Regions from separate parts of the Mus musculus genome. Here region 1 is linked to region 2. A link is a contact called in ENCODE Hi-C data. All regions are on one chromosome and are shown on one strand. The core of a region is the stretch at or near the end of the contact, and the rest is flanking DNA. Distances in the headings are between cores, read along the strand shown. Region 1 holds the start of Tmem129 (transmembrane protein 129). Region 2 holds the start of Cad (carbamoyl-phosphate synthetase 2, aspartate transcarbamylase, and dihydroorotase).

Region 1 (6,069 bases), core at 3,266-5,765, 2.6 Mb before region 2:
CGAGTGCTGGGATTAAAGGTGTCCACCACCACTTGGTGCCAAACGCTAATCTTAAGCAGAAGGGAGAGATAAGCAAACTCAATAGGAAGGAAACTATAGGTAATCTTGTCTGGAAATAAGATCTAATCATTCTATCAAGTCATAGAAATAAAGAATAGGTGGTAGGCACTGTGGGTTGTCCTGGTGCTGTTTATATTCTGATGGTAATTCTGCTTCCTCAAGAGGGGCTGCCCTCGACAAGCAGCCCATTATGTACTCAGGTGATTTCATGTGAACCGTCTCCCATTTTAACTAGTCAATAAAGGCTAGAGCCTGCGACTGGACAATGGAGGGGAAAGATGGGACTGGAGGTTTGAAAGTGGGGATAGGGTGAGAGAGGGAGGGAGGGAGGGAGGGGGGAGAGAGAGAGAGAGAGAGAGAGAGAGAGAGAAGAGAGAAGAGGAGAGGATGAGAGGGGAAGGAGAAAAGATGGAACAGGAGGAGGAAGAAGCCATGTTGGGCCAGGAGGAACTGTAAGTAACAAGGGATCTTATAGCTGGAGAAGAAGTTTGTATAGTGTTAGATCTGCCCAATCTAGGCTTACAGCTTACAATGATAATAACTGGATTGGGTAGTTTTTATATGGGCTTTGGGGTTAGGTAGGAACATAGCAAAAGAGTAAAGGATGGAATTAAAACAGTTCAACTAGCTGATGATTAACTCTCAACTGACAACCGTGCCAGATACTACACTTAAGGACAGTGATCAAGAGAAGAAAGTCTAGATAGGACAGGACTGGAAGATTTTGCAACAACCCTCAGAGAGGACAGACAGTACTGAAGAACAGTGAAAGGCATCCACACTTACTTTTCTTTCTGTAAGAAGACACAGTGGTCATTTTGTAATCCAAAAGGAGCCTCACGCTTATTGGTCATGTTAGGACTTAAGATCCTGTGTGTCTGTGGATCCCGAGGTGGTGTCTGGAACGTCACCTAGTGAAAGTCGAGGAGAGTGCATATGCTCCATGATACACGCCCTCACAAGCAAGCCAACCTGCTACAGTGCAAGGCTCTCAGAAAGCCAGTCCCAGAGTACCTGAGGAGCATACACAGTACAGTCCGCACTTACATTTGTGGCCTTAGCCTGGCTCTGGGGTGGTACATTTTCTTTCTGTGACAGACAAAGAACAGATGATCTGCCGGTAAGTTCTGGTGGCAAAAACTGGAAATCACGGCACTGTGAACTCTTTTCATTGGGCACGTTTTCGTCATTTAAGACATGCAGACTCATTCTGGGAAAACAGTATGTTTTAGTCACTAGGAAGTCAATGATGCTGCAGCGTATGTACAGAAATGCCCCGTGAGCATAGCAGGGAGATGTTCTATTTCTGGACAGGTAGAGCTAGTACCCTTTACAGGTATACTTAATACTTCAAGTAGGTGTCATCTTCCAGAGAAAGCCTCAGAGTCCCTTGTATTGCATCAAGGATACTGCTACTTCCTGAGCCAACTGCTAAAAGGGTTCAGGCAGAGAAGGAAAGAGAACCAGGTGTTCAAAATGACTCCCATTAATGTATTACACTGTAAGACAAGAGTTAGGGGATATAATTTTGGTTTGAAGAGAACCAAAGTAATAGGGTGGTAGTGGAGCACACCTTTAATCCCAGCACTTGGGAGGCAGAGGCATGGGACCATGGATTCTTGTGGGTGAAACCTTGGGGGCTCTGGTTGAGGAGTAAGGAGAGGTACTGGGGAGGGAGGTCATCAAGAGAAGCTATTGCTGACTCTGCTCTAGGAGCCTTGAGGAAATGAGGGAGAGGGACAGAACCAGAGGTTCCCTTAGCAAAAGAGAGGTAGACTAGGTTGCTCAGCAAGGTACACAGGTCATAAAGTAGAGAAAACAAATCAAGAGCAATGTTTAGGATTTTTTTCCCAGAAAGCATGAGGAAAGGGCACTGAAATGGATGTGGAATTTACAAGCATAGGCCTCTGGGCTGTACAGCCTCAGGTGAAGTCTTTCAGGCAAGAAAGCAGAACAATCGGTTCAGCTTTTGCTTCGGATGGGATGAGGGTTGGAGGTGTGTGTGAAGGGGAGGTCAAAGGTTGACAGGAGGTGTTTTCTTCAATTGTTCTCCACCTTGTTAGACTAACTGACCCAGGAGCTCACCAATTCAGCAAGACAATCTGGCCAGGGAGCTCCAGGGATCCTCCAGTCTGCCTTCCCAGTGCTAGGATTACAAATGGGTGCAGCCACACCACACAATTTAGGTGGGTGCTGAGGATCTGACGTCAAGTCCTCATGCTCATTTGTCAAGCACAATACTGTCTGAGCCATGTCCCCAGCTCCTGGAGGGAGTTCCTGGAGACAAAAATTGACAAGCCAGATTTGGGTTCTGTCTTAGTCAGGGTTTCTATTCCTGCACAAACATCATGACCAAGAAGCAAGTTGGGGAGGAAAGGGTTTATTCGGCTTACACTTTCATACTGCTGTTCATCACCAAGGAAGTCAGGACTGGAACTCAAGCAGGTCAGAAAGCAGGAGCTGATGCAGAGGCCATGGTGCAACAGCAGCAACAAAACTTCCCTATGTTCCCTGCCCCACCTCTAGTCACTCCTGCACCAAGAAGACATCAGAACCTGTACTGGCTAGTTTTGTGTCAACTTGACACAGCTGGAGTTATCACAGACAAAGGAGCTTCAGTTGAGGAAATACCTCCATGAGATCCAACTGTAAGGCATTTTCTCAATTAGTGATCAAGGGGGAAAGGGGGAAAGTGTTCATTACTGGCTTGCTTCCCCTGGCTTGCTCAGCCTGCTCTCTTATAGAACCCAAGACTACCAGCCCAGAGATGGTCCCACCCACAAGGGGCCTTTCCTCTTGTTCTGATGTCTTCATGGTGCAGGAGTGACTAGGGGTGGGGCAGGGAACATAGGAAGTTTTGTTGCTGCTGCTGCACCTGTCCTTCTGAGAACAAGTATGGGGTCAAATCACCTATGGGAGATGATAAAGCTCAAGTTGACTGATGGTCTCTGAGGTGAAGTTTGAAGGTTGAAGGAGAAAGAAACATCTCCCACCTCGAACAGTGCATGGACAGAAGTGTACAATCAAGCGATCATGACTGGAAATATGCATTGCTGAACCAAATTGTATAGGTATAGGCATGAGGTCATTCTGGTAGCTAAAGTTGAGGAAAAAGGCCTTAGCCTTAAAGGACTCTGTTCAGAGAAGGATGCAATAGAGAAGGGAAACTTATCAGGACCATCTGGAGTTGGAAAGAAAGCGTTTCCAAGAGAAGCCATTTATTTTGAAGTTGTGGTCAGGCTGTACGGAAGGAGGACTTAGAGGCACAGACCCAGGAACAAGAAATATCCCTGGGTTCAGGAAGACAGACGACAGACAGAATAGTTTCGCAGAAAAGATGGAGTAAGAGACTTGGGGCGACGGATGTCCCTGGCTCTGAGACGCGATTCTCCTACACGACACGCTCGACCAGAACAGGAACCAGCACGGCCTCTTTGGAGGCCATCAACTGGGTCAGACCGAGATCACTGGCAGGCCGGCCTGCAAAGCCCAGCCCACGGGCAGGTTCCTGTCCTGCCTAGGAGGCTAGGTGCATCCCCTGAGTTTAGAACAGAGGAGGCTGGAGTGAGGGGTGGGTCCTCAACAAAGGGAGAGAGCGAAGCTGCGGAAGACAGGAACGGTAACTCAGCTCGCAGGAATCAAGTTCCGTGGGGCTGATCCCCACCCTGCGCCCGAGGGAAATAAAAAATCGCCGTTTCCCTTACCTGACTACGGTTGCCAAGCCCTGGGCCCGCGCGGACGCCCACCGCAAGGGAGGAGCGCCGTGCCCGCTTCGCGCTAAGAAAACGGAGCAGGAGAAACCCAGCCGAAGGAACCCCAACAAGGTCCGCTCTCGCAGTCCCGGAACGTCGTCCGCTACGCCCGCCCCAGATTCAAATACCGAAAGTTGGCGTTCCACAGCCAATCAGCGCGTTGGAGAAGAGGCTTCCGTAGAGCCACCTGTGGCCAATTGCAAGCCATACTGGTCCCGCCCTTCTTGCGCAGGGAGTTCCGCTTCCGGGACTGAGGGCACAGTGGGAGCGTTGGGGCGTATGGGAACTGTGGTCTAGCATCGGGGGCCGAGAGGGCTTGTTGGTAGCCAGTGACTGTGAGAGCCATCATGGCCCAGAAAATCTCATGGTCGGCCGCGAATGCGGTTGGAAACCAGTTCGCCCTGGCTCGGTTTTTCTCAGCTGTTAAATGGACCCAGTTGCAGTGTCTCCTCCGAGCTGTTTGTAAGGGAGAAGTTGAACCCTTACGGGGGGTGTCTGGGCGGCTCACAGCTTGTGGGTCAGCGTAGGGTCCGAGAACTCCCCACTCAGAATGCCGGGGGCGGCCTCGCGAGACTCTGACTCCCAGGGTGCCCTTCGGGTCAACCCAACAGGGAAATTGTCTCCCACAGTGCCCCGCGGGCAGCCTGAGGAGGGGACTCCATTTCCTAGAATGCTTTGCGGGTGCCTGGACAGGAGGCGCTCAGATTCGCAGGATGCCCCGCCAGTAGCCGGACTTGGACTCCGTTTCCCAGAGTGCCCCGCGGGCGATCTGACGGCGGTGGCTGCGGCAACAAACCAACTGTCCAGAACTGGACTCTCCTGCCTCTGCACGGCCCAGTGAGCGGTGGCGGGATGGACAGCCCTGAGGTGACCTTCACGTTGGCCTACCTGGTCTTCGCAGTGTGCTTCGTGTTCACGCCCAACGAGTTCTACTCGGCCGGGCTCACAGTGCAGAATCTGTTGTCGGGCTGGCTGGGCAGCGAGGACGCCGCCTTCGTACCTTACCACCTTCGCCGCACTTCCGCCACACTACTGTGTCACTCACTGCTGCCGTTAGGTGAGCCTCCTGTGTGCCGGCCGGTGGTTGGCGCTTAACCGGGCGCTTGGAGACTCCAAGGGTGAGGAACTGGAGCAGAAGCCGGTCAAGATCATGAACAAGCAAGCGGGATCTCTGCAGCCCTGGCTGTGAGCTGAGCGCTCTAGAGCACCATACGCTCTTCCAGTTGGGAGGCGGCGGCCCTGGCGCTGTCCTGCGAGTGGTGCTCGGGTGGGGCTAAGCTCCAGTCTTTGACATCACTGCGGCTGGAGTGCAGAATCGTTCAGCCTGCTTGCTATGTTGGACGATTTCTATAGGAAAGAGCTCCTGTTGATTTCATTACAACAGGGGTTGGAGAGATCCCAGGGGAAGGTGGGTGTAAGAAGAGCAGGCAGAGATGAAGACGGTCAAGGTTGGGAATGTTAATGGAGCGTTTCCTTTGCCGGGCTAGGTCTATGGCCCTGTCCAAGGCCATGGTATGTGGTGCCCCAAGTGCTAGTGGGACCTCGGAGAGGCCCATCTGTTGGCTGATTGGAGGAAAGGTTGGGGAAACTGCTGGAATATAGCAGTGATTGAAGTCTGGGATCCAGATGAAGGAGACCTTTGGAAGCTACAGGGACAGGGAAAGATAGATCTGGGAGAACACATGTCTGCTTGTCTGTCATACTTGCAGCTCTGGGCACAGGAATGATTGGTGTGAAGCAGCTGCTTAGGCTCCAGAGAGGCAGAGGCAGGTGTGGTAATAGAAACACTCAGATCTGTTTTGAGAAGAAGGAGGGTGGAGAGGACTCCTTTGGAGAACTGGAGATGGAGTTGGCATGGTCATGTAGTTTGGTTTGGAGACCTAGTTAGTACACTGCAAGGCATATCAAGAGTGTGGGGCTCTAAGGCAGGACTCCTGACCAAGGGCTGTCCAGTGGGCACTCCCATACCAGAACAAGGAACCCAAAGTTAATAAGCACAAGTCACTCAGGGAGGTCATATTGAGAGCAGACAGACGGTGGAGCTGTCTTCTGTTGCTACATAACAAGTTATTTTAACATGTAGTGAATTGGCTAGAAGTAAACAGTTACTATTGTTTTTTGCAGATTGGAGCCTGCTCAAACAGTACCTTACCATCTGCAGATCATTTTGATGTTCAAGTTGCTCCCTGTTGGGTTAACAGGGCTCTGAAACTGGTTTCTCTGTTCTAGCAAGGTGCCCTATCACTGGGTACTTGCT
Region 2 (6,241 bases), core at 2,848-5,347:
AGAAAAGTAACCACTGGTCTTCCACCTGCAAACATGTCCTATTCTCTTCCTCTGTACCTTAATAGAGACCTCTGGTGCCAGGGGCCTGGCATTGGGGTCCACGAATGGCAGGGCTGACGGCTCTGTCCCTTTCTGGACCAGCTTCCCCAAAAGAGACCCTTGCTCCCGCAACTTCTTAGTCAGCTCCCGAGTGTCCACTCCTGTCAAAACAGCGCAGCCTCAGATGATGGACCCAAACTCAGTCACCAGTGAGGGTGTCCAGGAACACTCCTCCTCCTCCTCAGACCCGATCAATCGCAACTGTTCTACACGCATCAAAATTCTGGACCACTCTGATGAAAGAACACTGCCATGAAGTGGTCTTGCCCTAAATATGACATCCAAACTGAACCACAATCTACATAGCCCCAATTACTGGAAATAACTTCTAGAAGAAAACAAACATGGCAAACAATACTATAGGAGTAAGAACATAAGCTGGGCAAGGTAGTAGGAAGGCACTTTGGGAAGCTACAGGAGGCCATCCTTGGCTATATGATAACCCACCCTGTCTTGAAAATCCCAAACCAAAAAAAAAGAGCAGACTACACAAAAGTAACAGATCCCAGAAACCTCCCTGATTCTCTCGGTCTAGGTACTGTGTACTTTACCCAGACACCCCAGTGCTTGCTCTCGTACCTTGCAGGCCGGGGATGCCACGCTGTTGCAGCCACTCATGCAGGGTGCAGTTGGCACTCCAGTGGCTGGGTGTGGGACAGCATTCTCCCACTACAAGTCCCGCCACGTGGATCTCCGAGGATTCAAACCACTATAGAAGACGAGACCGCGAGGAGTTAGCTCAGAGACAGCTAGCTCTCAAAGGCATGTCCCTCCACTGTCTGGCCACACAGGACAGTGTATCATTCCTACAGTATCCTAAGCACTCCCCACTTTGCAGGCAGTGCCTTTACTAACTTTGCATTGTCCCACAAGAAACACTGAACATGGGCCTATCGTGTCCAGAGAACAGGAAATGGGGCTTTCCTCTCTCTGAACACCCCCACTTCTACATTATCTACATCATCTCCCTTCTAAGAATGAACCTTTTTCTACTTCACTGCTATGTACAATGTGTCTTGAATATGTTCTTGCACATGATACAGACTAAATCCTCAAGCATTTCCTGTGTGCTCACTAGGTGCAGGCCTTGTAGCAGATGCCAAGACAAAGGCACTGAACAAAGGCAGTGAGGAAAGGTAAGGTTTGTTGTCCTCAAGGTGCAAACTTCCACCTCAGGTATCCAGAAACTAACAAGGTAATATGAACAAACTCGGTAATAATTATATAGGTGTGATAAAGACAAAGTAGTAAGAGATTTGCACAGAACATTAAAATAAACAAAGCCGGTGGAGCATGGTGGTGCTGCACCTTTAATTGGAACTTAGAATTAGAGACCAGTCTGGTCTAGAGAAAGTTCCAAGACAGTCAGGACTACACTGAGAAACTGTCTTGAAAAACAACACACAAACACACACACACACACACACCCTGGTATAAAAAGAATAAAAAAATGTCCATGCCTCAACCCCTCACCTGCAGCCCCAGCACCAGGGAAGGCAGAGGCAGGAGGGTTGAGTTTGAAAGTCTATATAAACTACAGCCTTCAGGGATCTGAAGGGTGTTTTGGCTGGCCCTCCCCAGGTGGAGAGACCCAGGTACACATCTTCAGGCAAAGCAATGCATTGGGCTGTAGGTCTCATTCACCCTGCATCTATCAGGGGGTCTCAATTTTGACAACTTAACATATTAACCAAATTCTTAAGATATTGCCTTGTAGCTAGGAGGGGGTGGCACATGCCTATTTAATCCCAGTGCTAGGGAGGCAGAGGCAAGAGGATCTCTATTAGTTCAAAGCCAGTGAGGCCAGCCTAGTCTAGAAAATGAGCTCCAGGCAGCCAAGGCTAGACGGAGAAACCCTGTCTTGAAAAAAAAGAGAGAGGAGCTGAAAGGGTTTGCAGCCCCTTAGGAGGAACAACAATATGAAGTAACCAATACCCCCAGAGCTCCCAGGGACTAAACCACCAATCAAAGAATACACATGGCTCCAGCTGCATAAGTAGCAGAGGATGGTCTAGTCAGTCATCAATGGGAGGAGAGGCCCTTTGTCCTGTGAAGGTTCGATGCCCCAGTGTAGGGGAATGCCAGGGCCAAAGGAGCAGGAGTAGGTGGGTTGGTGAGCAGGGGAGGGGGGGAGGGAAGGGATAGGGGGTTTTTGGAGGGGAAACTAGGAAAGGGGATAACATTTGAAATGTAAATAACAAAAATATCTAGTAAAAAATTTTTTTAAAAAAAGAGGCAAAGAAAAAAGATAAAAAAAAAAAAAAAAAAAAGGCCGGGCGGTGGTGGCGCATGCCTTTAATCCCAGCACTCGGGAGGCAGAGGCAGGTGTATTTCTGAGTTCAAGGCCAGCCTGGTCTACAAAGTGAGTTCCAGGACAGCCAGGGCTATACAGAGAAACCCTGTCTCGAAAAAACAAAACAACAACAAACACCAAAGAATTAAAGGCTCTGCTTGGCACATGAACTAATATCACAGCTTGGGAGGCAAAGGCTGGTGGATCTGAGAGTTCCAGGCCAGCCAAGGTTACATAGTGAGGCTTCTGTAAGCCTGCAGTCAGGCTTAAGCTCGGTCTGTGGAACACTGCATCTAGGCTATGGTGACTTCTATTGTCTTAATGGTTGTGTCGATATTAGCCTTAACTCTCAGAGGCAATAGTTTCCAGATTTCACAGAAGGGGGACCTTACTGTGTGAGGAAATTTGAGTTTATCTAAAGGTAAACACTACTGAGAAGCAAAAAATGAAACTAGGCCAAGTAAGGAGTCCAGATGGTGACCAACGTCACTGCTACAATTGGTCTTAGAAGGGGCATGACCCTTCTAGTTTCCAGTTTCTCACCGATTTATAGCAGCCTGCCTGAAACAGCGTTTCTCAACCTGTAGGTCGCGACCCCCGCCTGCCTCTCTTACAGGGGTTGCCTAAGACCATGGGAAATATCAGGTATTTACATTACGATTTACAACAATAGCAAAATTACAGTTATGAAGTAGCAACAATAATTTTCATATGGTTTAACGCAGTGAGTGCCGAGCTAGCCACTGTATTAAAGAATAACAGAATTTGTAAGGATTGTTTACCCCCTATGACTCTGCTACTTTAAAAAAAAATCCTCTGCTGGTCCTTCCAAGATAACTAGAAATTGCACCCCTTGCAATTTTGAGAACTGCTCCCATAAACCCTTTATCACTTTTCTTGGACCATGCTTTCAGTACACAGAAGACTTTCAGAGAGGGTACTTTAGCTCTCTGCCTTTCAAGGTACCTAGAAACCCTGTAACCACGGTCGCTTTGGTGTGTATAGCTGCTATCTCCAGGATGTCTAGCAGGATGTCAGTGGTCACTTCACCGCTAACTTCTGATCTGAGAAGGGATGTAGTGGAAGCACTGGGTGTGACTACCTTGCTCAGGCCGAACTCGTCCTCTTCATCTGAGGGAATGCCGTAGTTGCCGATGAGAGGATACGTTAGCACTAGGATCTGAGCTTTGTAGGAAGGGTCAGTGAGGGCCTCTGGGTAGCCGACCATGCCGGTCTGAAACACTGAAGAAAGACAGGGCTGAGTTCAGGCAAGGGCACCCATCGGAACACTGCCCCGAGAGCAGCAAATCCCGGAGGAGATGACTGCCTTCGGTCGTGAGTGGAGAAAGAGAGCTGGGGCTGGAGGTATCGACTCGGGAAGAGGAGTGTGCAGGCGGGGTGGACAGGTTAAGTAGAGTGGGGTCGGCAGCCCGCCCGGGCTTGCTTACCCACTTCCCCAGCAGTCGACACAGCGGCCCCAAAGGGCCGGCCCTGCAGCACCGACCCGTCCTCCAACACCAGGGCCGCCATCGGGTCGGAGCTGAGACAGGGCAAGCACGCAGACGCGGGAGGCGCGGCGAGCCCCACTGGAACCAAGCGAACACCGCGCGCCGGAGTTGGTCCACGTGGCTCGCTGCGCGGGGCGCTGGAGAGCAGGCGGGAGCGGCAAGCCAGAGCCCTAAGCGTAGTGAGCTGAAGCACGACTGCGACGGCGCAAGCAGCCGGCAACGTCAGGGGCGGGGCCGGGCACGTCAGGGGCGGGACCATAGGATGGTTCCACAGCAGCAACCCCGGAGGCCTGAGAAACCCGACCCCCCCAAACCAGCCGGTCAAGCTAGAAACACGCACAGGTACGGCAGCATTCTCTAAAACGGGGGAAAAGGTGTTTATTGTAGTCAATAATACAAATTAGTACGAGTCCACTCCTGAACCAAGTGTCCACAAGACCCCCGAGGTGGTGCAATTTGACACCTTTCATTATCAATGGCCGCTTCAGCCTTAAACAGTTCTGCTCATTGGCCAGTAATTGTCAACGAAGTAAATCTTCTTGGCTGCGACATGGCCGGGACTTGATAGATGAGGGTGCGCAGTCAGGTGAGCTGGAAGTCTTGTGTGGCTCATGAAGCCTTGGCTTTCCGGCGCTGGGTTCCCCAAAGTAGAATGGAGATGGCTAGCGTGGTGGATCCCAGAATCCCAAAGAACATAAGCAGTGAAAATGAGCCCTGTGATTAGCAAACAGACAAGTCACAGCTGTGTAGGTACCCAGGGCCTCTTTTAACATCTGTTCTTTCTCGGTCACTCATCCCCTCATTTGGGCACTTCCTCTATTTCCTACCCCCTCCAGCATTGATTCCTTGTCTTGTGTCTCTTTCTGAGAAGTTCTTGCCTAATGCATCCCTTTATTTCTAAAAGGTCCAGTTCCTCACCTGCCTCATACACTTGTATCCATGGAAACCATCAGCACAAACGCACTGCAAAAGACCAGGACCGTCAGATGCACAAGATCCGTTCTCAGGACACATTTCTGGGAGCCAGAGAAAAACAGTCACTGAAGTCTAAGGCCAATTACCCTGAAGAGCCAAGCTCCTCTTTCTTCTTCTTCTTCTTCTTCTTCTTCTTCTTTTTTTTTTTTTTTTTTTTTTTTTTTTTTTTTTTTTTGGTTTTTTGAGACAGGGTTTCTCTGTGTAGCCCTGGCTGTCCTGGAACTCACTTTGTAGACCAGGCTGGCCTCGAACTCAGAAATCCACCTGCCTCTGCCTCCCAAGTGCATGTGCCATCACGCCGGGCTTCAGAGCCAAGCTCTTCTGATCTCAGAAGCAAAGCAGGGCCTGATTGGTACTTGCATGGGAGGAGATCACTGGATCTCATTAGGCATTTTTTCAAATCTGCTTAGATTCTTAATTATTTGTACATCAAAAGTAGAGGGAAAAGCCAGGCATGGTGGTAAACACCTAAATCACAGCGTTTGGGAAGCAGGGCAGGCGCGGATCTCTGTGAGTTCTGGTGTACACAGCAAGTTCTAGATCAGCTAGGAATCCTTACAGAAACTTATCTCAGAAAGTCAAAACAAAAAGAAACACTAGAAGAAAAGCTCATCAGGAGGTAGTGCAAGCCTTTGATCCCAGCACTGGGAGAAAAAGGCATGCATATCTTTGTGAGTTTAAGGCCAACTCAGATTGCAGAGTGAGTTCCTGGACAGCCAGAGCTGTTACACAGAGAAAGTTTGTATCAAAACAACAACAAAAGCCAGGGTGTGGTGGCGCACACCTTTAATCCCAGCTCTCTAATCCCAGCACTCAGGAGGCAGAGGCAGGCGGATTTCTGAGTTCGAGGCCAGCCTGGTCTACAAAGTGAGTGCCAGGACAGCCAGGGCTACACAGAGAAACCCTGTCTCAAAAAACCAAAAAAAAAAAAAAAAAAGAAAAAGAAAAAAGAAATAATAATAATACAGCAACAATAATAATTAAACCTCGTCAGGGGAATAGAGAACACACAGGACAAAAAGGCACTTTAGCATCTTTACTTTTCTAACGTAGAGAATAATTGCTCTTTAGAAAGAAGGAAAGCACTCTCCAGTGAGGCGACCATGCTAAAGCATACCTGGGCTTCCAGTGCTATTGCAAAGGTCCCTTTGCCCTTGGCAAATCTGCTTGTCCTTGAAAGAAGTAACATTGTCCCAGGCATTACTACCTCCAGGACAGGGAACATCTTGTGGTAGTATCCTGAAGACAACACATATGATCATAAATGCACAGCCAAAGAGGTTGGGGTGTAGCTCGGGAGTAGAACAAACATTCAACAACACACAAAGCCATGGGTCCACTCCCTAACACACATGCACATATGAAC

What was found. Hi-C counts contacts between places; a loop is a spot of excess contacts on that map.
Region 1: a loop to region 2 is called in a map of regulatory T cell, with 8 times the contacts of the local background. The contact joins the promoter of Tmem129 here to the promoter of Cad in region 2. A Hi-C loop is called at or near these places in 2 of 37 maps with a recorded cell type or tissue (T-helper 17 cell and regulatory T cell).

What each region holds. Positions count from the first base shown.
Region 1 is chr5:33,656,423-33,662,491 of GRCm38, reverse strand. It overlaps Tmem129 (transmembrane protein 129), which reads left to right and starts at 4,515. Exons shown (of 4, transcript NM_026698.3): 1 at 4,515-4,869. The coding sequence starts at 4,665. Tacc3 (transforming, acidic coiled-coil containing protein 3) reads right to left here and starts at 4,364. Exons shown (of 15, transcript NM_001040435.3): 1 at 3,765-4,364; 2 at 1,108-1,270; 3 at 847-971. The coding sequence starts at 1,269.
Region 2 is chr5:31,052,636-31,058,876 of GRCm38, reverse strand. Cad (carbamoyl-phosphate synthetase 2, aspartate transcarbamylase, and dihydroorotase) reads right to left here and starts at 4,097. Exons shown (of 44, transcript NM_023525.2): 1 at 3,841-4,097; 2 at 3,495-3,634; 3 at 679-808; 4 at 58-200. The coding sequence starts at 3,922. It overlaps Atraid (all-trans retinoic acid induced differentiation factor), which reads right to left. Exons shown (of 7, transcript NM_027855.4): 5 at 5,993-6,114; 6 at 4,819-4,916; 7 at 4,244-4,614. The coding sequence ends at 4,510.